3 separate regions of the Mus musculus genome follow, and all the other regions are linked to region 1. Evidence: chromatin loops called from intact Hi-C (ENCODE). Cell type or tissue: heart. All regions are shown on one strand. Region 1 holds the start of Gm31228 (a long non-coding RNA gene). Region 2 overlaps Myo1d (myosin ID). Region 3 holds the start of Psmd11 (proteasome (prosome, macropain) 26S subunit, non-ATPase, 11).

The links. A loop is a pair of places that touch in the nucleus more often than their neighbours do. Peaks named below come from ENCODE experiments on the same cell type or tissue, not always from the same donor. Only the 100,000 strongest peaks of a DNase experiment are listed, where the experiment ranks them.
Region 2: it touches region 1 in a loop (2.1-fold over the local background); 2 of 42 quality-filtered maps call a loop at or near these places.
Region 3: it touches region 1 in a loop (2.3-fold over the local background); 2 of 42 quality-filtered maps call a loop at or near these places.

What each region holds. Positions count from the first base shown.
Region 1 is chr11:80,813,297-80,821,296 of GRCm38, forward strand. Tmem98 (transmembrane protein 98) reads left to right here. Exons shown (of 7, transcript NM_029537.2): 3 at 923-1,054; 4 at 2,370-2,403; 5 at 4,207-4,322; 6 at 6,634-6,693; 7 at 7,916-8,000. Gm31228 (a long non-coding RNA gene) reads right to left here and starts at 7,903. Exons shown (of 6, transcript XR_001780272.2): 1 at 7,794-7,903; 2 at 7,178-7,330; 3 at 2,129-2,995. In heart, a CTCF peak has its summit at 4,963 (motif pointing left); DNase peaks (open chromatin) are centred at 4,935 and 5,305; H3K4me3 peaks cover 905 bases; H3K27ac peaks cover 2,583 bases.
Region 2 is chr11:80,610,085-80,618,084 of GRCm38, forward strand. The region is part of intron 16 of Myo1d (myosin ID); the gene reads right to left. Among named protein-coding and RNA genes, the nearest start is that of Gm38907, 4.7 kb to the right of the region's middle. In heart, a CTCF peak has its summit at 4,519 (motif pointing right); no DNase peak of the experiment used is centred here.
Region 3 is chr11:80,423,747-80,431,746 of GRCm38, forward strand. Psmd11 (proteasome (prosome, macropain) 26S subunit, non-ATPase, 11) reads left to right here and starts at 4,869. Exons shown (of 14, transcript NM_178616.3): 1 at 4,869-5,009; 2 at 7,959-8,000. The coding sequence starts at 4,919. In heart, a CTCF peak has its summit at 4,728 (motif pointing right); a DNase peak (open chromatin) is centred at 4,835; H3K4me3 peaks cover 2,303 bases; H3K27ac peaks cover 1,241 bases.

The DNA.
Region 1 (8,000 bases):
TTGCAAAGAATGTTTCTGTAGCTTGGGTTCTACTGAACCCTGCTGTGAAGGTGGACATAGTGTTTCTCAGAGGGGTGATGCTGTACACACGTTATAGAGCATAGGTAGGCCTGGGTGAACAGTATGTCTTTCCATACTCACACAGGTTTGAAGGGAGAAGAAAAGAAGAGCATTTGTTCTGTTTTTTTCCAAGATTGTGTCTCTGTGTATAGCCTTGGCTGTCCTAGAACTTGTTCTCTAGACCAGGCTGGCCTCGAACTCACATTGAGATCTTCCCGGCTCTGCCTCCCAGGGGCTGGGATTACAGGCTGTGCCAACCCCCACCCCACACTCTGGCATCTTTGGAATCGCGCTGACTCTGCCCCTCTCCAGCAGTTCAGCTTGTTTTGCTTCATTTGCGTGTTGGTCTGCCTTCCTGACCCAGTGTTTAGCTGTGTGCCCTTGTCTTGTGCTGTGGGCACATTACAGTTAGATCTGTACCCAGGGCAAGCATTCTGTCCTCTACCTCTGTCACTATAACAGAATCCATAAGATAACTTACTGTAAAGAGAAAAGGTTCATGGGCTTAGAGATTCTGGGCCATGATCAGGTGGACTTTCTGCGTCTAGAGATCTGATGGCGCTGCCAGATAGGAGTTCATGGAGAAACAAACTGCCCGGTTCATGGTCAGCATCGCAGAAAAAGAGACAAAGGAGAGAGCTAGTGTCTCACAGTCCCCTTTAGGGTCCGGACTTAAAGCCTTCCCACTAGGCTGTACCTCTTCAAGGATCCATCTCCTAATATTGCCATCCAAGGGAACAAGCCGTTAACTCACAGGCCTTTGGGGGCCTTCAAGATCTAAATTATAGCAGTGGCTGCGGTGAGAAGAGGTTCAGTCGGAGTCACTCATCGTGAAACTCTTAACGGTGGCTCTCCCTTCCAGGCCCATCGTGGACCTCATTGGTGCTATGGAGACGCAGTCTGAACCCTCCGAGCTGGAGCTGGATGATGTCGTCATCACCAACCCCCACATCGAGGCCATCCTGGAGAATGAGGACTGGATCGAAGATGCCTCGTAAGGCCACAGGAAGCTTTCGCTTTCTAGTCCTCTGGGATGGCAAAGGGACTTCTGGGTTCCTTCACAGAACACTCCACTGGACACCCAGAGCTCTTCCCCTTCCCCCGTCATGAGGAATGTCAGCATGAGGCATGGCCATGTTTGTTCTTGTCCTGTTCCTTTCACTTTGTAGTCTTGAAGACCCAGGCAGTAAGATGTGTGGCAGACATCATTATAAAGCACCCCCCGCCCCCGTGAGGTTGGGTCATTCTTGGACTGCCCAAGGATTTTGAGTTAGCTCCAGGCAGCCTTTGCTTTCAGTGTCTCAACAGGGGCTGTCTGTTTAACAGGACAGTTCTTTGTGAAGTGTGTACCACTTCTTTTCATAATCCTTTTATCTTCTTGTTTACTGACACACACTTATATCAGGGTGCTATATACAGGGTGTGGGGCCAGGCCTTGAAGATGTCAAAATGACAGGAGATAGAACTGTACCAAAGCCAGTGTCATAGAGGTTTTAGGGAGTCTCCGTGTATGGCGAGTGGCACAGGGAGTTAGCAGGGTTCAGATCTGCCTGGGGTAAGAAGATCAAGGTAGCTTTGAGGAAACATATCCCAAAGGGGTGCATTTGAAGAAATGTTTAAAATTGTGCTTGTGCTTCATGTTGACATTTTCATACATGTTTATCATGTATTTTAACCACACTCCCTCCCCATTACCATCTCCCATCCACCTCCTACTTCTATAATACCCTTCTCTCCCTAAGTAGTCTACTTCTATCTTTTTCTTTTATGTTGTGTGTGTGTGTGTGTGTGTGTGTGTGTGTGTGTGTGTGTGTGTGTGTGTGTGTGAGAAAGAGAGACAGACAGACAGACAGACAGAGACAGAACGAGCCCCATTTAATTTAACTAGGATTGCTTATAGGAGCCTGGCCATCCCAATAGTAGCCACACAACTAGCTAAGAAAATGCCTCTCCTTTTCCTTTACTTAACAACCATTAACTACTTATAAGCCCTTATGGAGCATGGGGCCTCATAAACCCCTCCCCTGAGTGGGTGCTTTTTGACTTGGGTTTGCAAAGGGGAACTCACCAGGCTGAGTCTAAGGAAAAGGACATGTTGGACATGCGGAGACATCAAACGTTGAACTTGGCAGGTGGTGACAGAGCTGGCTGGAGGAGTGGGTCGGCTGTGTATGCTATAGCACTGGGGAATTCTGTGTGGAGGCGTTGTCTGCTGAGGCAATCTGGTGCCGGCTGAAGGACAGAGGGGGGAGCTGGATGGAGATGGGCACTTCAGAACAGTACTGATAACTTTCCTCTTGTCTCCCCAGGGGCCTCATGTCCCACTGCATCGCCATCTTGAAGGTAATATTCAGATCTCCCTGTGAGGTCATGGGCAGTTGTGGGAGCGCCTCCAGTATACATGGAGCACTGCAGGTGTACATGGAGTTGACCTTGCAATGGTCCCTTGTTAGCCTCATGCTATATTTCTTCTGTCTGCTGCCATCTCTCCCTATCGGGTCTGTTTTACATTATCATTATAAACATCCTCTTTAGGCTTTTCCCCAGTCTAGTCATCTTAACACAGTGACTTATGGAAAGGACGGCTTGGGGGTCTCCAGTGATAATTTTCCAACCATGGAGAAGGCTGGGTGTCTGAGACCATGGAGCTGCAGCAGCAAGGGCCTCCCTGGGATCCTTTATGAATTCTGAGCTCAGTCCAGGGAACACAGCCTGTACTTAGGTTTCAGTTACTACAGGGTTCCCTTTGGCTTCCTTGGTGACAATAGTCAGACAAACAGGACAATCAGAGTTACCAAAAACCCAAATTACAAGCTCTTCCACTTGGAGGCAGACTTTGGTCTTGGAAGGCTTGGAAGATCACATCCAAGTTCCACTGTTTCCAGCCGCATGGTTCTTGCGTTCGTTTCTCAACTCTCGCCTGATATCGTCTCTCCTAATAGAATAATAACAACATGCAAATACTTAACAAAATGCAAATATGAGCTTCTGCACATCAGCGACCTTATCTCTTTGTCTACTAATTATTCAGTATTTCAAAAGAGACAACTCGCTCTTTTCTCTAAGGTCACTCCATACAGGATATTAAAAAACCCTGTATTTGCTTCTTCTTTGGCTATCTCTGTAGAAAACGGTGGCCTCAGAATCAGGAAGTTCCTTGGATGTATAAATATGGCTACACATACAAATATGGTTATAGGCAAAGGTAGCTAGGTTCACAGATTGGAGCAGGAAGCCATATTACATTTACCTTTGTCCAGACATGATATGTCCTGGGCCTTGTTTTTCTCCTGTCCTTTTTCATCAAAGGGGGAGGGCCCTTCTTCTTGGATTGGGGAGCTCAGATAAAGAAAAGGGCTTCTGAGCTTCCTCTTGAGACCCCAGGATGCCTTTGCTCCCCATTCTCCCCTGTGGTGGGAGAGTGGAGAGCGTGGATCTTCCTCCTCAGTGGCCTCTTGACCACTCTTCTTCCTGCTTCCTAGCCTCGAGTACCAGCAGGTAACGGGGCTTCTTTGCAGGGATAGAGGCATGCTTGGTTTTAGCATAAGGGAATACAGAAAAGAACCACACGCCTTGGAGCTGGCCAGTGGTGCGGGAGGAAGAGGAAGAAGCCCACGTGTTGCCATTTTGCCTTTGCCCTGCTTTTTCCAGGGCCCTTTTTATCATCACCTGGAAAAACGTACAAATAACCCACAACCCTCAAAAACTGTCAGCATAGTTGTCTTTATTGGAGAATGTGCCTAAAGAAAAACAGTTGCCCTTTGTCCAGCCACATTTCTGTGAGCACCCCACTGGAGATATTAGCCATTTAGAAGTCTAAACCATGAAGTAATAGAAAGTTTCTCCCCCAAGTCAAGGTGGTAAAATTGGAGCGCGTGATTTTTCTTAGATGGATTATTCCAGCTTAGTCCTCTTTGAGCTGAAGGTCTGTCCTTGATCTCAGAGCCCTTCCCCCTACAGCTTCCACCCAGGCTATTGGCTTTTGCCTCTTTCCACCCCATTTCCTCTCATCACTAGGGTAGGAGCCAGTTTACCAGCGGTGCCCAGGTTGGGGCCGTGTTCATCTTTTTCAGGGTGCCAGAGCCCTTGGTGTGGGGTTGGGGAGCCAGGTCACCCACATCACATCTTGTCTCCTTGTTATATTAGATTTGTCACACTCTGACAGAAAAACTCGTTGCCATGACAATGGGTTCTGGGGCCAAGATGAAGACGTCAGCAAGTGTCAGTGACATCATTGTGGTGGCCAAACGGATTAGCCCCAGGTGAGTGGTCAGTGGATGTGAGGTCCCACAACGCCACAGGGGAAACTGGGGTAGCCAGCAAGGCCAAGTACTGCTTTAAACAGTAGGTCTGCAGTCTCAGTTATCCGAACCCCCAGTGCATACAGAACTGCCTCCCGTGGGTATTCCTAAGCTGAGGTGGTCACTCATCATTTCTCTTGCCAGCATAAGCCCTTTAACAGCTCGGTATAACTGGGCTGACAGAGCCTGCACTCAACAGTGACAGCTCCTACCCTTACCGGTCAGCCTCCCTTACCCTGCTACGAAGTGGCTGTCAGCAGGCGCAGTTCCCACTGGCTCCTATGTTATAGCTTCATAGACTTTTCAGCCAGGCCCTTAGGTCCAACCCTATAAGTATACTGGGGACTGGTTTGAGAGATAGATACCTTTCTTCCATGGTGGCTCTCATTCACTGCTTGATTCCCATCCTAGCACTGGGTGGGAAGGGAAGCCACAGCACATTCAGACCTCCTGAATTCCTGGCTGTCTGCAAAATCCCCTGTGGGAGGTACCCGGCAGGGCCTCAGTCAACAACTACACCCCCTCAGTTGGACTGGATTTTGCAAAGAAAAATAAGGCCCTTTTCTTAGAGCAAAAGGACCTGCTAAATGCATGCTGCCACCTGGTGGCTGGTATGTGGATTGGCTATCAAATGACGGGATTCCAGGAAAGTGTTCTTATCAAGTCACCTGACCCCTCTGCCTGGAATGGCCTCCGCTGTGCATTCCTGGTGTCTGGGTTAAGTCACAAGCAACCAGGCTTTTCTGTCTCAAGAATAACCTAGTGGGGCTCAGGAGGAGCCATGTGGCGAATCCTCTGGGAAATACAAGACTTGGAGTACTTGAACTCTGTCTAGGTAGTCAGTGAGTGGAGACGCTGAGAGGGAGGATGCAGGCCGGAATAGCTCCTGGCTCTGGAGTTCCCCCATGGGTGTAAATATCTGGTTAGCATCAGCGGCTTCATGAGACACGCCCACCCTCCCAGGCTCCAGCTTGTGCCAGGCGTTGCCGCTACTCTCCCACCATATTTAGACCGTGCAGTGCCCCTATCTCCTGGGCCCCTTCCTTGTGCATTTTGTTACTCTTGAGATCCGCCCCGAGGTGCAGGTTATAAGTAGGGTGTTAGGGTGCTGATTTCTGAGAGGGGACAGGGTTTTTAACAGTGTGCCAAGGTGAGAGTGTGGCATTGTCAGGAGGGCAGAGCTCTCTGCAGAGTGCCCTGGACAACCTCACTCATGTTTCTTGCCAGAATCCTCTTGTTTTCTTCATTTGGCCTCATGAGTTCGCCCTCTGGCTGATATTTGTCCCCATGTCCTTCCTGTTTAATTTTCTCCATCTGTCACGATGATGATTTATTATTTCAGGGAGAGCAGTTTCTGCCTTGGGCTCTGCAGAGGGGGAAGGGGCTAGTTGGGTGGGACAGACACATGCTGAAGACCGCCGTGCTCACCAGCTCCTCCGGCCTGAGAGTGAGGGCTGTGTATTTTTCTTAGTGCTTTTAGAAATCAAATTATACAGTTTTTTTTCTTTGTACCAAGTGATCATGGGAGCAAAATCTTGTACCCCACAAATCAGAACAGGTAGGAATGTAACTTAAAATATTAGCCATGGACTGACTATCCAGGACGGAAAACACACACACATACACACAGTGGAGAGGTTTGAACTCAAATTAAGAGGTGAAGTGACTTTTTTGGGGGGGGTAGTGTTCTATATCACTGTATTTGTATCTTTAAAAAAACCCACAAAAGTAATAAATGCTTATAAAAGTTAAACTACTTCAGGAATAGATTATCTGAAAAGTGAGGTGCTCCCTAATTCCACCCCCTCCCAATTTGGGGAGATTGGCCACCATAAGTGGCAAGCATCCCCTTAGACGTCCCCTCTTGCATTTCATAGCTTTAGTTTACTGTTTATATATATACACATATATATACATATACACATACACACACACACACACACACACATATATATATGTTAAAGGGTACAGCATGCTCATGCTTGGTAGTAACCTTTTCAGTGTCGTAGTTATCCTCAGCATCGCTCCCTATGTGTGACCTCACACATTTTAACCATTGGGATGAAAACAAAAACAGAGAGCAGGGATATTCCCCAAGTAGAATCTGAAGTCTTTCTGTTAGACTCCACTGGGTATGCAGAAGCAGGTAGAGAAAGGACTCCTAAAGGTGGGTGTGTAACAGCACCAGAGAAGTCTGGAGTGACAACAGCAAGGAAGGAGGAGGAAAAGGGACTAGGAAAATGCTCACAATTGTCCCATTGCCTCCCCTCAGAGTGGACGACGTCGTGAAGTCAATGTACCCTCCACTGGACCCCAAGCTCCTGGATGCACGGTGAGAGGGAGGAAGTGTGACTCATCTTGTCTCACTTCAGGGTCGCTATTATCAACCATGTCAGGTGGGCTGCTTGGGTTATGAAGAGAGGATGTTTTTCCAGATTTCCAACCACCCCTGGCTCTGGGTGAGCCATTCAGTGAGCTGAGCCTGGCAGGTGATAGAGCCCAATCTTCCTCCTGAATCCCTAAGAGGAAGGTGCCAGCCATGTGTCAGCCTTGGCTCTGCAGGCTTAACTATGCTAACTGGGCCTCCCTGCCCTCCACGCCCCATTCCTTCCTCTGATCTTTGGACTTACCCAGGTGCCACACCTTGCTGGAAGCACTGCCCAGTGGGGCTGTGGTGAGGTGAACCCAGCAATGAGAACATGTAATACCTCAGCCACAGTGGAAGACACTCCCCATCAGGTGTTTCGGGAACCCCTCCTCCTCCACTCCCCAGAATGTACTCAGCCCTATCGAATGTAAACCCATAAAATACCTACCTGCTGTCTCCATTTGATTGGTGAGGCTCCCACTGACATGTTGTGTAATGGTTGCCAGGTGGCGAGTAAGTCATGACACGTTTCTCTGCCCACTCTTAGTGTTGTTCAGCTTTTCCCATGGGTTAGTAATTGGTAATGGAGCCCTGAATACATCTAGCACCATATAAAATCATTTCAGAGTGAATCTTTCAACAAAAAAAAAACCCCAGATCAAATAAAAAAAAAAAAAAAAAACCAACAAAAACCAAAGAAACAACAACAAAACCTTCCTTCTCAATTTGATTTTCAATTACATTTTCTTTAGCGTTGAATAAGCCAGCCCCAGGCTTATTGATTTGTGATCAATAAGGGATGCTCACTGAAGAGGGATATATAGCCCATCTTTAAGTGGGCTGCAGTTAGAGATCTGCTCATCCAATTGACCACATCCAAACTGTTTCATAAAACACCCTTCTGGGAGCTGTTAATGGGTGTGTTGCAGAAAGCCTCTTCTACTACCCGAAAAGCTCCCGTTTCCCCATGGAGTTATGTTAATCTCATCAAAGGCTCTGAGACCTTCTGTTTAAAGCCAGCCATCCCCCTATGTGTGGCTCCATTGTGTTAAGTAACTGCTCACCTTCCAGGGAAGGGTCTCCGGTTTGGGGAACACTAACCTAGAGTGTGTACTCATTTGGACTTCTGTGCAAAGTTCCCCACTTTCTACAGAGTCTGATCTCTTCCTCCCCCCCCCCCCCCCAGGACAACCGCCCTGCTGCTGTCCGTTAGTCACTTGGTGCTAGTGACCAGGAACGCCTGCCATCTAACCGGGGGCCTGGACTGGATT
Region 2 (8,000 bases), 200 kb before region 1:
TGTATATGCTTACATAGATATATGCAAAGAGAACAAACATGACAAAGCAAATATGGGAAAAGCATTTAACACTTGGGGCAGCATAGAAATTCTTTATATTAACCTTGTAAGTCTATAAATCTATAATTATCTCAAAATAACAAAATTATTTTTAAGTGATAGAGAAGAACAAATTTTTCATAAGTGAGATGGTCTTTATATATGTGTGTCCACATAGGTGTGTATACACACACACACACACACACACACACACTCTCTTAAAGGAGTAGGCCAATGAGGTTCGGCAGTTAAAGGTGCCTTCTGCCAAGCCTGAGGACTTGATGTTAATCTCTGGAACACACATGGTGGGAGGAAAGAACAGACTCCCAAAGACTGTTCTCTGTTTTCCACACTTGTACAACGGCACACATAGACATAAACACACAAGCAATAAATGCACAAAAATTAAAGTTGAATCAGCAAGATCTAAGCGTTATTTATCTGTGCTTTCTGAACACAGGTGGGGGCATATGCAGCAAACTGAAAATAAGTGCTTGAGTATGTAAATGAGCTTAGGCTCGTTAAACAGATTGGAAATTAAGAATGCAAAACTTATTTATTTATTTATTTATTTATTTTTATGGTTTTCCGAGTCAGGGTTTCTCTGTGTAGCCCTGGCTGTCCTGGAACTCACTCTGTAGACCAGGCTGGCCTCGAACTCAGAAATCCGCCTGCCTCTGCCTCCCAAGTAAAACTAATTTTTATTTACTCTCTTCTGGAGTTACAATGTAGAGTACTACACAGGGCTATACTTATACTAAGCCACTTAGAACCTGAGGAGAAGAGAAAAAATTAAGAATGCAGATCTTACTTTTATTTAAAATCCTGATCTTTTGTTTATCCCCTCCCGTTGACTAGGGGCTTTAAACATATTGTGATGAAAATAATCTGCCTTGATAAGTTTTCTATCAGTCTTACTCATCCAACCCTAGTCCTTCACGTAAGACAGACTGGACTCATCAGCTGGCAGACAGAGGGAAGGAGAGAGTGCCAGGCCTGTGCTGGCCTCTGAGTAAGGTGATTTACACACAGCATCTCATTAATTCTCTTAGTGGTCCAGACAGGCGGATGTTTTGTACTCTGCAGCTTACAGTACATACGGAAACAGTATCTCAGGCTGCTCTAACTCCAAGAACTGATCACAACTGGGAGCCAGTGACCCTATGCAGGGCAGTGCCCTTCATTTGATTTCCTTCTGAGAACGAGACCTGAGCTTTCTTGACAGTCAACAGGAGTGCTGGTTTCAAATACAGCCTAGTCTACACTCTTCACGTAAAGACAGGCAGTCCCCAAATCACCATGTCTCAACTGACTCGCTCTCTTTCTACAGCACGAACACAACCTTGTTCTGATTTCATGAGAAAAGGTTCACAGTGTTATGGTAAGATAGAGGCAGACACGAAGAGGGACTTACACACTGCAGCTATGATGGCACTTACCACAAAGGCACATCAGGGTTTGCTGACAAGCTTAACTTATAGTTATAAAGGGATTTTTGTTTCGTTTTGTTACTTAGGGCTGTTTTCATTATTTACCAATGGATTGCTGTGAGGAATTATACATCAGAAGACGAGTTTTCATAAGAGAGTGAAAGTTCACTTTGGCAAATAGCTTTGATAAATGAAAATATATGACTCAAATTTTTGTAATATAGAAAAAGTACACTAAAAAAAAAAAGAAAAAAGTACACTAAATATTGGCTGAGCAATTTCTACTTAGTACTCTTAGAAAGTTAACTAAGAATTAACTATGAACACCATTTTGGAACAATATGATATTTGAAATTGGTAATTATTTTACTTCTTAGCATACAGGTCCAATGAGATACTAAATATTCATCAACAATAACTTGTTTTTAATAGGAAAAAGAACAAACAACACTTACTATATACCTAGAGGTATCAGAGTTAGACTCCAGCAATAATACTAATTATCTTTCTGGCAACTTAAGCTTCCACATCTAAATATAAGTTATATTTTTATTACTCTATTAGTTGGGAAATACCTCGTATCTTTATAAAACACTGGCATTTAGATTATTTTCTCTTTCAATCTTTTCTGACTTATAAAATGTTCCTAGAAGCAGTGGGGGTCTTATTTCATTCAATAAGCCTGTGTGGTACATGTGTCTTCTGGAGGGAGCACAAAGGAAAAACAAGATACCTGGGTTAGCTTAAGAAAGATTCAGTATTCCTGAGGTACCTGGAAACAACTAACTTCTTAAAAAACCTAACTTCTAAGTTAGCAGGCTACAGTGATGCCTGCTTCTGTTCACTGAGGCATTATCCTTAGTAGTAGAGACACAAAATCAACCTACTGTCCACAGCCACAGAACATGGTGTAGACACACATGGAATTCTAGTCTATCACGAAGAATGAGATGATCTCTTTTTTTTTTAATTAGGTATTTAGCTCATTTACATTTCCAATGCTATACCAAAAGTCCCCCATACCCACCCACCCCCACTCCCCTACCCACCCACTCCCCCTTTTTGGCCCTGGCGTTCCCCTGTACTGGGGCATATAAAGTTTGTGTGTCCAATGCGCCTCTCTTTCCAGTGATGGCCGACTAGGCCATCTTTTGATACATATGCAGCTAGAGTCAAGAGCTCCGGGGTACTGGTTAGTTCATAATGTTGTTCCACCTATAGGGTTGCAGATCCCTTTAGCTCCTTGGGTTCTTTCTCTAGCTCCTCCATTGGGAGCCCTCTGATCCATCCATTAGCTGACTGTGAGCATCCACTTCTGTGTTTGCTAGGCCCCGGCATAGTCTCACAAGAGACAGCTACATCTGGGTCCTTTCGATAAAATCTTGCTAGTGTATGCAATGGTGTCAGCGTTTGGATGCTGATTATGGGGTGGATCCCTGGATATGGCAGTCTCTACATGGTCCATCCTTTCATCTCAGCTCCAAACTTTGTCTCTGTAACTCCTTCCATGGGTGTTTTGTTCCCAATTCTAAGGAGGGGCATAGTGTCCACACTTCAGTCTTCATTCTTCTTGAGTTTCATGTGTTTAGCAAATTGTATCTTATATCTTGGGTATCCTAGGTTTGGGGCTAATATCCACTTATCAGTGAGTACATATTGTGTGAGTTCCTTTGTGAATGTGTTACCTCACTCAGGATGATGGCAGGAAAATGAATGAAACTGGAGATCACATGCTAAGTGAAATAAACCAGACTCACAAAAATACAATGTGGATCCCACATTACACACACACACACACACACACACACACACACACGGATGTAGAAGGGCCTATTTGGGACAAGGATGGAAATGAGTAGGGAGGAGGGCAGAAGGGGGAAATAGTGAATGCGGTCAAAATACACAATATATTTGATTGAAAGTGTCATGAAGCCTACTTCTTGACTTTAGTTCTTTTTCAACATGGAGTCTCACTATGTAGCTCTAGCTGCTTTAGAACTGACAGAGATCCACTTGCCTCTGTCTCCTGAGTGTTGGGATTAAAGGTGTATGCCACCATGTCTTTCAGTATTGTTTTACTACAAACCCCTTTAAAAGGCTCCAACTGTATAAAGTGTCCAATACTGCAGAGCAAGGTTGCTGCTCGGGAATCCAGCACTGGCGAGGTGGACAGCTCCCTGGCCGGCTCTGCAGGGAGAGGCTTCAGGTTCTTCCCTGGAAAGCTGACCATCTAGGGAATCTACCACCGACCCCAACAGCTCCTGATAACACATACACGTTATCTCAAAGGTCTCTCTTGCCATGGCCTAGGAGGCGATGGAAAACAGTGCACTGGTACTCATCCTGTGTTCATGCAGAGAATCATCCTTAATGTTCTTCTAACCCATTCATTGGAGCAAGGTCCCTCAATCAAACCCAGAGCTTACTGATGCGGCTAGTTTCCCTAGTGAGCTTGCTCTTACCTTCTGCCTTCAGCGGCTGGAGTTACAGGTACCCTACCCAACTTCTTAGCATTTTACATGGGTCCTGGAAATCCGAACTCTGATCCTCACAAACTACCAAAAAATTCCCCAGCATCCTCCCACCCAATGTTTTCAGATAAGGTCTCCTTGTGTAGTCCCAGCTGGCCTCCAGCTCAGAATCCCCCTGCCCCCACTTCTTGAATGATGGAATAACAGGCTTGCAGCACCATGCCTGGCTTGACTTTTTTTTTTTTTAAACTGTTTCTTCATGTTTCTTCATCTTTTTAAAAAAAAAAAAAAGCCATCCTGTACTTAGAATTTTACATAGTAAAATTTTGCAGAAGTTTTTGTATAGAAAACCAGCTAGTCTTTTATATTTCCTGAGACTACACTTTGCCCTTTACGACAACTTTGATATAGTTATTAGTTCATGAAAATAAAATATGACAAGAATTTTACTCAGTGTTTCTGAGGAAAACTAAGACAAAACAAAACGCCACTCCTGTGTCTTCTGAAACTGCCCAAGGATTTAGCAGTGTCTCTCTGAAACAGTAAGCCAGGTTGCTGAAGTTGCTAGTTCCAATCTTACAACCATGAGGGGGCGCCAGACGGAGCAAGAAGGTAGTATTCTCTGTGCCAATGTGAACTGCACTTTCTGTTTCTGTGTAGCGATATACTTTGAGAATTAAGAGTGTTAAGTTTGGGGCAGGAACAGCTGTCAACATCTGCTTTTCTCAATTCTCTGGTTGCTGCTATATTTAGAAATGCTGTTCCTAGTCTAAAAATCAAGTATATGTCCATAAAATAATTTTTATGCTTTTCTTAAGATACAAGCTACACAGGGATGAAAGGGCTTACAACCAGGGCTTTCTTTTCTCTCATGCTCACACCAGGAATGGCAGTTAGTAGGGTGCATTCTACAGATTATATATGATTTAAAAGTGTGGCATGCCCATAAGAGCTCTAGATTCTTTGGAATGCAAATTAGTTGTCAGGTACAGCAGATGGGCATAATCGGTGAGTGGGCAGGATGCTAATAGGCTCCTTCTGGTCAGGGACTAAGAAGGGTTAATATCAAATTACCATGAGAAATCTCTGTGAAACAGATGTAAAAGCCGCTGAGGAAAAGGAAGTCACTGGGAAACAGGCAGGGAGATGAACTGATATGAACAGATACACAGATGTGTGCACCCACATAATACAGTTATTTGACTATAGAAGACTTAAGCTATAGTGGAGAGTCTGCCAGTCAACACACCAGCCAAGCCAGGAGTTTCATGCAAAGTCAGGAACACCTACCTCCAGTTCAGACGGCCTTTCTAATAAACCCCAGCACTAAATTGCCTATAGCCATTTCTGTTTGTGATCCTGAGAATTACATTAGGATCATCAAAATCTACCTCTCTCTTTTTTCTCACCCCTCTTGACTGCTTGTGATGAATATTTCATGGAACTCCCTCATAGCCGCCCTCAGGTGTCCTTACAGAGAACTAAATCCAAACCCAGGCTCCAGCTGACACCCTGTGTGGAGATAAGCCCTGCTGCACTGAGCCTTGAAGGAACAGCCATGTGCAAGGTGGTGGGCGGGCAGACCCAGCCAGCAGGCTGCAGGGAAGGCCTTCAGATGCTCGTCTTGCTTTGCAGGCTTTGCTTCAGTGTTTCTCTGGTCCATTCCCTGTTCTCTTTGATCTAGTCCTAGGGTCAGCTCTCCTTAGAGAGGTCTTTGCAGAGCATCCTGGCTCCATGCATCCTGGTCCCGAGGGACCTTCCTCCACAGCGTTACATAAGCTGAAGTTATTTCTTTGTTCACACCTTTTGCTTCACTTCTTGGCCAGAAGGTATATTCCACAAAGACAAGATCTATTTCTGCTTCATTCAGGACTGGATTTTCAAAGAGTGCCTGATGGTGAATGAATCATTATTGGTCTGAATAAAACAAATGCATTTATTATACATGAGAGTTGCTTGTCTGAGAAAAGGTCATGAGAGTCTGACCTGCAGGGAGGGCCCAGTAACTGTGTGGTTAGCAGAACACAGAAAGAAAAATTCACCCCGTCACACAGCCGTGAGGAAGAGCCAAACCACTCAGAAACAAACGTTCAGGACAGTAGAGACTTGGCAGCAGTCATGGTCTTCAGCAATGGAGAACTTCAACAGCAATGTTGATAGCCACAGTTCTAGAGCAGTCTAACAGCATGCTCTAGAGCAGTCTAGCATAGACAAACATCAACTTGAAAGACCACTGGCCCCTGACATAGTGACAAATGGAAAAGTCTGAGTCTCGTTGAACATTGCTTTCCCAGCAGAAGGATTTCGTTCAAAACACAAAATCTTTACCTTAAGCTGGTTCCCAGTATAGAATGCAGAGATTCTAAATTAAGTGCTTGCTTACCTACCTGTTCATTTCAGTTTTAGGATTTTAATAAAGAACTATTATTTTGGGTGGGGGCAAAATTCAGTGCTCAAGTGTCATTCATCAAGTGACTAAGGAAAATGCAGACCTCTATTCTCCCTTTTGTAGAGAAATGACTGAGGAGGAAGCCACGAGCTCTACTGTGTAATTTTTCCTGCCTTCACAGGGCCTATGAGAAAATTCCTTTTAACACTTGAATAAAGAGGATGAGACTGTGGGGGAGACTAGACTTCTGTTGTTTGGTTTCTGTAAAACCAAAATAACAAAAATTATTTACTAGTTCTATACTGGTTTTGAAATTAATAAAACTGTAATTAATAACATCACATCATATACCAAAGTTATTGACTAGACCTAAAGTTTATATGATTCAGTGAACTTCTATTCTTAGGATTATATATTTTTTTAAATTATGTATTCTTTTTTTCTTCTTCCCCCCACCCCCCCTTACTTCTACTTACTCCAGGTCCCGCTCACTCCGGGCCCTGCTTGCTCTGACCTAGGGTTTTTTGTTGTTGTTTTTTTTTTTTTTTTTTTTTTTTTTTTTTAAATTTGTTTCTCATTATGGATGGTTGTGAGCCACCATGTGGTTGCTGGGATTTGAACTCATGACCTCCGGAAGAGCAGTCAGTGCTTTTAACTGCTGAGCCATCATCTCACCAGCTCATATTCTTTTTTCATATATAGGAGTGTATGAATTTTTTATTTTCAAGTTTTTAAAAATAAAGTTTATAAAATTAAAATATATATATGTGATGGTTTGTATATCCTTGGACCAGGAAGTGGCATCATCTGAAGGTGTGGCCTTGTTGGAATAGGTGTGACCTGGTTGGAATGGGTGTGTCACTGTGGGTGTGGGTATAAGATCCTCACCCTAGTTGTCTTCCACTAGCAGCCTTTGGATGAAGACATAGAACTCTCAGCTCCTCCTGTGCCATGCCTGCCTGGATACTGCCATGCTCTCACCTTGATGATAATAGACTGAACCTCTGAACCTGTAAGCCAGCTCCAATTAAATGTTGTTTTTTATAAGACTTGCCTTGGTCATGGTGTCTGTTCACAGCAGTAAAACCCTAACTAAGACAATATATTAAACTTATTTAAAAGTTCTGATTCCAAAAAAGAAGCCATTTTTGGGTTAGACTATATTAGCTAGCTCTCTGATGCTTTTGGTAGAGGTTTCATGAGAAGACATGGCCATGAACAAAGCCCCAGCGTTATTACAGCTGCTGTGAGAATTTCTCACTCACACCCCTCTGGAGAGGTGACCCAGCAGGTCTCTGTCCTTCCAAAGGGCCATGGATTCTGAGATTCTCTCATTTGAACCTGTGTAAGCAGGGAGGAGGGAGGGTATAGGGAACTTTCAGGATAGCATTTGAAATGTATATAAAGAAAATATCTAATAAAAAAATAAAGAAAAAAGAAAAGAAAAAAAAGAATCTCGACTTTCTTTACATTTGGAAATATCCAATAAAAATGGAAACAGAGTGCATGTGCAGAAGCAAACTTTCCTCCCAACTGAGGTAACAGGTTTCAGGGATTAGAAAGAAGACATCTTTTAGAGTCCATTATTCAGCCTATTGCACTACCCTAGAACTTAGTGACTATAACAGAATTTGTTTCTTCTTGTACCTGGAGTTGGACCAGTCTCACCTA
Region 3 (8,000 bases), 390 kb before region 1:
GAGGTATTTTTTTTTTAAATTTATTTCTATGAGTATATTGTAGCTGTCTTCAGACACACCAGAAGAGGGCATCAGACCACATTACAGATGGTTGTGAGCCACCATGTGGTTGTTTGGAATTGAACTCAGAACCTTTGGAAGGGCAGTCAGTGCTCTTAACCACTGATTCATCTCTCCAGCCCAGAGAGAGGTCATTTTAAGTACGGATTTGTACTTGGAAGCCTGTCGGGGGCCAGCATCAATGCTGATGGAATTGGGGTGTGAGGTACAGTCTGGGAGACTCCTCTCAGATGACTTACAACTGGCATCCTGGGTATCAGAGTCAGTGTCCCGACGGGAGGACATGCTGTGAGAGGGGGCACTGCTTCGCCAGTCGTCCTCTACCTGAACCCCGATGGACTGGAATTTGGTAGCAGGACTGGGCTCCTCTTTTGGCACTGGCTGAATGCAGTCAACTTGTATTCCTATCGATGACAGTTTCCTTTTGGGGATGGCCTCGGAATGGGACTCAGAGCTCGTCAGTGTCCCTTGTTCACTCTTCAGAGCTGCATGCTTAGGGGGTGGCTCCGGAGCTTCAGGGCCTGGGGTAATTCCCAGCACTCGGGAGGCAGAGGCAGGCAGATTTCTAAGTTCTAGGCTAGCCTGGTCTACAGAGTGAGTTCCAGGACAGCCAGGGCTACACAGAGAAACCCTGTCTCAAAAACCGAGAGAGAGAGAGGAGAGAGAGAGGAGAGAGAGAGAGGGAGAGAGAGAGAGAGGGAGAGAGAGAGAGAGAGAGATTGAGAGATTATTTTGGGATTAAAAAAGGTAAAGGGAGACATGGTTGTTTCCATGGTGATGCTGAGATTGGGGTTTGGTTTTTCTGAGCCAATCATTTATTTACATCATTCTGATTGTATCCAGTCTACACACCATATGCTTTGTTATTCAAGTAAAGTCAAGCTGTTTTGAGATGTAATTTTGTATCTTCCATTATACCTTCAATGGAGAACCAGTAAAAGTCCAAACAGCTGTTGTACAGACCCAGAATAAAAACAAGTGTAAGGAACCCAAAGCCTGTTCACAGACAGCTGTGCCATATATATATTTTTAAAGATAAGAACTTGTTAGAGGTAGTTGTGGTGAGGAAGCCACTGTAGACATTATCTACACAGGGAACCTCTTTCCCTGATGTCACAGGAAGAGTTAGAAGATATTTGGGGAGCTGGTGACATAGTTAAGCATGTGAAGTGCTCTTTCAGATGACCTGAGTTTGGTTCTTGGTTCGTTCTAGCTCCCTTGTCTGTGGCTCATGACTACTGTAACTCCAACTCTAGAGGTTCTAGGCTCGCTTTCATGAGCTCCATTACTACCTGCACTCAGGAGCACATCCCCCACCCACCCTTCCTTCCTTCCTCCTTCTCTTCTCTTCTCTTCTCTTCTCTTCTCTTCTCTTCTCCTCTCCTCTCCTCTTCTCTTCTCTTCTCTTCTCTTCTCTCTTCTTCTTCCTCTCTCTCTCTCTCTCTCTCTCTCTCTCTCTCTCTCTCTCTCTCTCTCTTTCTTAGCAGGGTCTCACAGTGTAGCCTGGAACACTCTGTGTAGACAAGGAGGAGGCTTATTTTATATGTGAGTACACTGTTACAGTCCTCAGACACACCAGAAGAGGGCATTAGATCCATTACAGATGGTTGTGAGCCACCATGTGGTTGCTGAAAGTTGAACTCAGGATCATCTCAGCAGTCAGTGTTCTTAACCGCTGGGCCATCTCTTCAGCCCACTAGTGCTGGGATTAAAGGCGTGTGCTCCACCACTGTCAGGCTCTGATATGGTTGCCATGTTTAAGTCCATGAGTAGGAGTAGGAATGCCGACTGTCAGGCAGAAAAGGCGCCCTCTAAAGGAAGGAAGTAAAGAGAATGATGGGCTGCTTACTGAACTGCAGGCGTAAAACATCACTTTTAAAGGAATGATTCAGAAAGCATCTCTGTGTGCTGTTCTTTGAGTTGAAAACCAAGGGCTATAAAGGGAAAAAGTGAGAGTGATGGGGAGTAGGGAAGAAGAGAAAATAAAAAATAAAAAACGAGAACTGAGCAGAGCTGGCAGCAGGAGAGTGCTGAGTGCTGAGATGTGTGGAACAGAGTTCGAGGTACACTGTGGAGCACCAGGAGATCCCAACCAGAGGCTCACAAGCGCTGAAGACTAAATACAACATGTAGAGAGGGTACAAAGCTGAAATTACGACGAACAAAGGACAACTGTAAGAATGCGGGTATGAGGTTTTTTTTTTTTTTTAACATCTTAACAGTCCTGAAAATTGCTGTTTTTTTTTTTTTTTTGTTTGTTTGTTTGTTTTTTCGAGACAGGATTTCTCTGCATAGCCCTGGCTGTCCTCTGTCCTGGAACTCACTCTACTGTAGACCAGGCTGGCCTCGAACTCAGAAATCTGCCTGCCTCTGCCTCAATCCGCCTGCCTCTGCCTCCCGAGTGCTGGGATTAAAGGCGTGCGCCACACACCGCCTAGCGGTTTGTTGTTGTTATTGTTGTTGTTGTTGTTTTAAAAGATTTATTTAGGAGCCGGGCATGGTGGACGCCTTTAATCCTAGCACTGGGGAGGCAGAGGCAGGCGGATTTCTGAGTTCAAGGCCAGCCTGGTCTACAGAATGAGCTCCAGGACAGCCAGAGCTACACAGAGAAACCCTGTCTCGAGGAAAAAAAAAAAGAAAGATTTATTTATTATATTTATATAAGTACATTGTAGTTGTTTTTAGACATACCAGAAGAGGGCATCAGATCTCATTACACATGCTTGTGAGCCACCATGTGGTTGCTGGGTATTGAACTCAGGATCTTAGGAAGAGCAGTCAGTGCTCTTAACCGCTGAGCCATCTCTCTAGCCCCTCTTATCCCTGTTATTCAGATAGGAACGCTAAAGATCAAAGTGAGTAGGAGTCTACAGAAGTCACCATCTACTAGTACCCCGCCTAGAGTTTGGAACAAAAGTAGCATTTCCAAAGCCTGTTGTTCTTAAATTGTACATTCAGGATGATGATACAATTGAATTGGTTAAGAAAAGATACAGAGGCCGGGTGTGGTGGCACACGCCTTTAATCCCAGCACTCGGGAGGCAGAGGCAGGCAGATTTCTGAGTTCGAGGCCATCTGGTCTACAGAGTGAGTTCCAGGATAGCCAGGGCTACACAGAGAAACCCTGTCTCGAAAAACAAACAAACAAACAAGCAAACAAACAAAACAAAACAACAACAAAAAAGAAAGAAAGAAAGAAAGAAAGAAAGGAAGAAAGAGAGAAAGAAAGAGAGAAAGAAAAGATACAGAAGCTGGAGACTGGTTGTGGTGGCACACGCCTTTAATCCCAGCACTTGGGAGGCAGAGGCAGGCGGATTTCTGAGTTCGAGGCCAGCCTGATCTACAAAGTGAGTTCCAGGACAGCCAGGGCTATACAGAGAAACCCTGTCTCAAAAAACCAAAAAAAAAAAAAAAAAAAAAAAGAGACAGAAGCTGGAAGTGCCTTTAATTCTAGCACCTGGGAGAGGAGAAGGGAAGAGGGCACAGATAAGGGTGCTTGCTGCCAAACATGAGTCCCTGAGTTCAATCTCTGGGCTGGCCATGATTGTGAGTACTGACTTCTGCAAGAGTTCCCTTCTCCATGTGCATGCCATGGCATGTGAGTTCCCACAGACAGACAGACATAGAAGTAAAAACTTAAAAACTACAACAACAAATGAATTCAGTATAGTCTCATTAGCTCTCCATCAGATTGAGAAAGAAGGAATGACTTCTTGGGTGAGTGTGTGTGTGTGTGTGTGTGGGGGGGGGGGGATGATCACAGCATTACACCGAAGTTCATGGAATTTCAGAGTTGGGAGAATTTGGAAGCCAGTTTAGTTCACGTGACACAACAAAGTCAGGACTTCTGTTACCAGCATGGTGGGATATTACCCAGATTTCATTAGAAAATGCAAAGGGTGGGAATGTCTTTCCTACCAGGTCTCAGTTCTGTCAGTCACTTTATTCCCTTCAGTTTCCTTAGGTATTAATTAAATATTTTTTCAAAGACTCTTGTTGAGTATTGTTGGACAAATGAAAGGAGACAGGTATAGAGATTGATTAGTCCAGTCATAGAGGAGTATAATGTTGGTTCTACTTAGTTTTTTATACAGCACAGCTATTTAATTTCCAGATTGTCATCAACTTAGAAGGTCTCCCTCTGTATAGGTTTAGCAACATCTTTAGGTTGATCCTTAGTGATAAGAAACATGCTTTTTTCCCCTTTCCCTTGATATCTTCACAGATATCCTATTACAGTTGAAGGAATTGGAGATACGGGAGGAAAATTTTGTTCTATTGTTGAGCTGGAAAGCTGGTATGAGTCAAATGTGAATCTCAAGAACTATTTAGATTGAATGATTGGGTCAAAGATGACTTTCAATCCACAATGTGAAGCTCTGTCCGATGATGGAATGGCTATTTGTGAAAGACAGTGTTCTTTTACATTGGCGATTTCTTCCGTCCTGGAAGGGAGTGTGTGTATGTGTCCTCCCTGCAAAACATCTGAATGAATCTGAACGGTGCTATTCCTGCCACATAATAGGCAATTTGAAAGATCATCTATCGCTATGAGTGACTGGTTACACGGGGATACTATACAAACAGCCAAGCAGCTTTCCTTGAGTACTCAGCCTCTTTTGGAGTGGTGGGGATTAATTTCGGTTTGTCTCTTCAGATGGCCGCGAGATGGCGATGGGGGAGCTCGTTTGTCGCTTGCGGGACGCTCCTGGGCCACCCACGGGGCAGAGAGACTACAACTCCCGGGGTGCTCGGAGAAGGGAGGCGGGGTCTTCTGGTAGGAACGCGAGGGCGGGTCTTCCGGGTGTGTGTTTCCGGCGTCGGCGGCCGCGGCCGGGGACGGTGTGAGAGCGGTAAGATGGCGGCCGCAGCGGTGGTGGAGTTCCAGAGAGCCCAGTCTCTACTCAGCACCGACCGGGAGGCCTCCATCGACATCCTCCACTCCATCGGTAAAGGGCCTGGCGCCGTCCCCGCGGCTCCGCCGTCCCGGCGCGGCCTGTGTGGGTCGGAGGCGGCGGAGAGGGGCCGGGCTAGCCGGCTATGGTGCTGCTGACTCACTGTGTGTGAGGGGGGCCGGGCTGGGGGCGCAGGCCGCTCGGGGACCCCAGGAGCCCCATGGCTTCCAATCGGGCGGGAAGCCCCTAGGCAGCCGGCCCGTCCACCTGCTGCCTGCTGACTCACGGTGGGCGCAGCGCAGCGCAGCGTGGCGAGCGGGCCGGGCCAGGTTCGCTACCCCTCAAGGGTCCCCGATTGTGGCCCGCGCGAGCTGGCCGGGGGCTGAGAGTGGCGGCCCGGGACAGACGGGTCGGAGAGTGTGTTGTTGAGAGGTCCGGGCGACTGCCGCGCAGGACTGACATTTCCCGCCGTTGTTATCAGCACAGGTTGCTCCGGGTGGGAGCGCGAGCGCTTCTCTTGGAGTTTTCTTCCGGGACGCTGGGAGCTGTCGCTTACAGCCAGCCCTCAGCCGCAGCCGCCGGCAGCAGAGGGCCACTTTCTGGGTGTGGGAAGTTGAGGGGTGCCACACGCTTAAGATTGGTATTTGACCGGTGTAGCTTGTGAGCTGAAGTGTCGTCCGAGTGGGACCGCCGGGACAGAGGAGGTGACTCATTTTTCCCAGTAGGGGTTGAAGTTTAGTTCTGAGTTCTGAGAGGCTGTCGTTCAGGGAACTTTTTGGGACCGGCGGGCCGCACATTGCTGGAGAAAAAGAAAAATTTTAATACCATAGCGTGATTGTCTTAAACCGTAGGGCAACAGGAAAGTTGAAGTAGGAACCTCCAGCCGGTCGCTTTCTACTGGGATTCAGGTGTAAATAGAAATAAGTGGTTGATGGCAGAGAAGGCCTTTTAATATTCATTCCTTAAGGGTTCAGTTAGAGAATGAGCTTCCTCCTGTGGTAATGTGAGGTTTTTTTTTTTTTTTTTTTTTTTGGTTTTTTGAGACAGATTTTCTCCATGTAGCCCTGGCTGTCCTGAAACTTACTTTGTAGACCAGGCTGGCCTTGAACTCAGAAATCCGCCTGTCTCTGCCTCCCAAGTGCTGGCGTTAAAGGCGTGTGCCACTATGCCCGCCCGGCGTGAGCTTTCAAATGTAGCCTGGGAGATTCGGATTGGATCAACAAGTTGTTGGTGAATGCAGGTATATGAGGGACTGCCAGGATGTTGATGCTTATGTTGACTTAACTGAGTTGCTGAGTCTTGAATTTCTGTACACAAGACTTGTACCAAGAAAGGACACTGTCAACAGCTTGAAGTTCTTGACTCTGGGAATACTAGAAAGGAGAGGAGACGAGAGAGCACAGTGCATTGTGAAGGAATCATGAAGAGTTTCATTTCGAAGTTCTGATAGTGTCCGTTTTAGAGCAGAGTACCATAGCCATCGGATGTTTTTACAAAGACATTTTTCTGTGATCACACTTTAATATTTAGATCACACTTTAATATTTAATAATCTGCGGAGCATAAAAGTTTTTTGTGCATAGTGCCTGATTTGTTTGCCTTTCAGAAAGTAGAAATTACTAATAAACATTGCCATTAGAGTATTTCACCTTTATCAGACCCTTTATGAACCTTAACCTATTTTCCAAATGAAACTACCAAACAAATAAGGGAAAAAAAAACAACCCTCTAAAGAAAAGTAAAATACAGATACTATAAAAAGAAAAACAAAACAAAAAAAAGGAGTGGTTGCTCATTATACTAAGAGTCCCCTGCCAGCTCCCCTGTTAGAGTAAGCTTGAGTCATGGTGGGTGACAGCATTACTTTTTCCGGACTCCATCATGAGTATCAAAATCTTGGATTTTGTCAAGTCATGATGCTTTTTTAGAGCATTGTTAACTAGTCATGGTCACCAAAATAAGCACAGCAAACTTGGGAAAGGCTGTTACAGGGTCAAGCAGTTGAATAATTATTAACAGTTGAAAGTGGGACAGATTAAAAAGTTACTTTAACAGGACCTGAATCCATCATGAGGCAGCCGTCTGTCCTAAGTGAGTAACTCTTCGTATCACACTGAAGCTTTGATAGGAATTTCTCTAGGAGGGAGTTATAGAATTGTTTTTTATTTTATTTTATTTTTTTGGTTTTTCTTTTTTTTTTTTTTAAGATTTATTTATTTATTATATGTAAGTACACTGTAGCTGTCTTCAGACACTCCAGAAGAGGGCGTCAGATCTTGTTACAGATGGTTGTGAGCCACCATGTGGTTGCTGGGATTTGAACTCTGGACCTTCAGAAGAGCAGTCGGGTGCTCTTACACACTGAGCCATCTCACCAGCCCTTTTTTGGTTTTTCGAGACAGGGTTTCTCCATGTAGCCCTGGCTGTCCTGGAACTCACTTTGTAGACCAGGCTGGCCTCGAACTCAGAAATCCGCCTGCCTCTGCCTCCCGAGTGCTGGGATTAAAGTCGTGCGCCACCACGCCCGGCTTAGAATTGTTTATTCTTGATATGTCCTTCAGCCAAAACTTTCTATAGACCTAAAGTTTGTTGAAAGACTTGCTTTACAGTTATCAATAACTTTATAATTTGATTTTAGTTTGTGATACGAAAATACATAGGCATGTTAAGGCCTACTTAAAGTGAAAAATCTATTCTTTTTAACTATTAATATGAGGCATATTCTTTAGATAGTTGGTCATTCTACTCTAAAGGTTTTTTTTTTTTTAAGTCCTTATTTGCTGGTTTCATTTGGAAATAGGCTAGAGTTCATAATGGTCTTATAAGGGTGACTTTTCCCTTGCTTCATTTTTTTTTAATTTTTAATTTTTTATTTTTTTTCCATTTTTTATTAGGTATTTAGCTCATTTACATTTCCAATGCTATACCAAAAGTCCCCCATACCCACCCACCCCCGCTTCATTTTTTTAATCATAATTTTAAGAGTTCATTTTCTTTTCTTAGTGAAACGTGACATTCAAGAAAATGATGAGGAGGCAGTCCAGG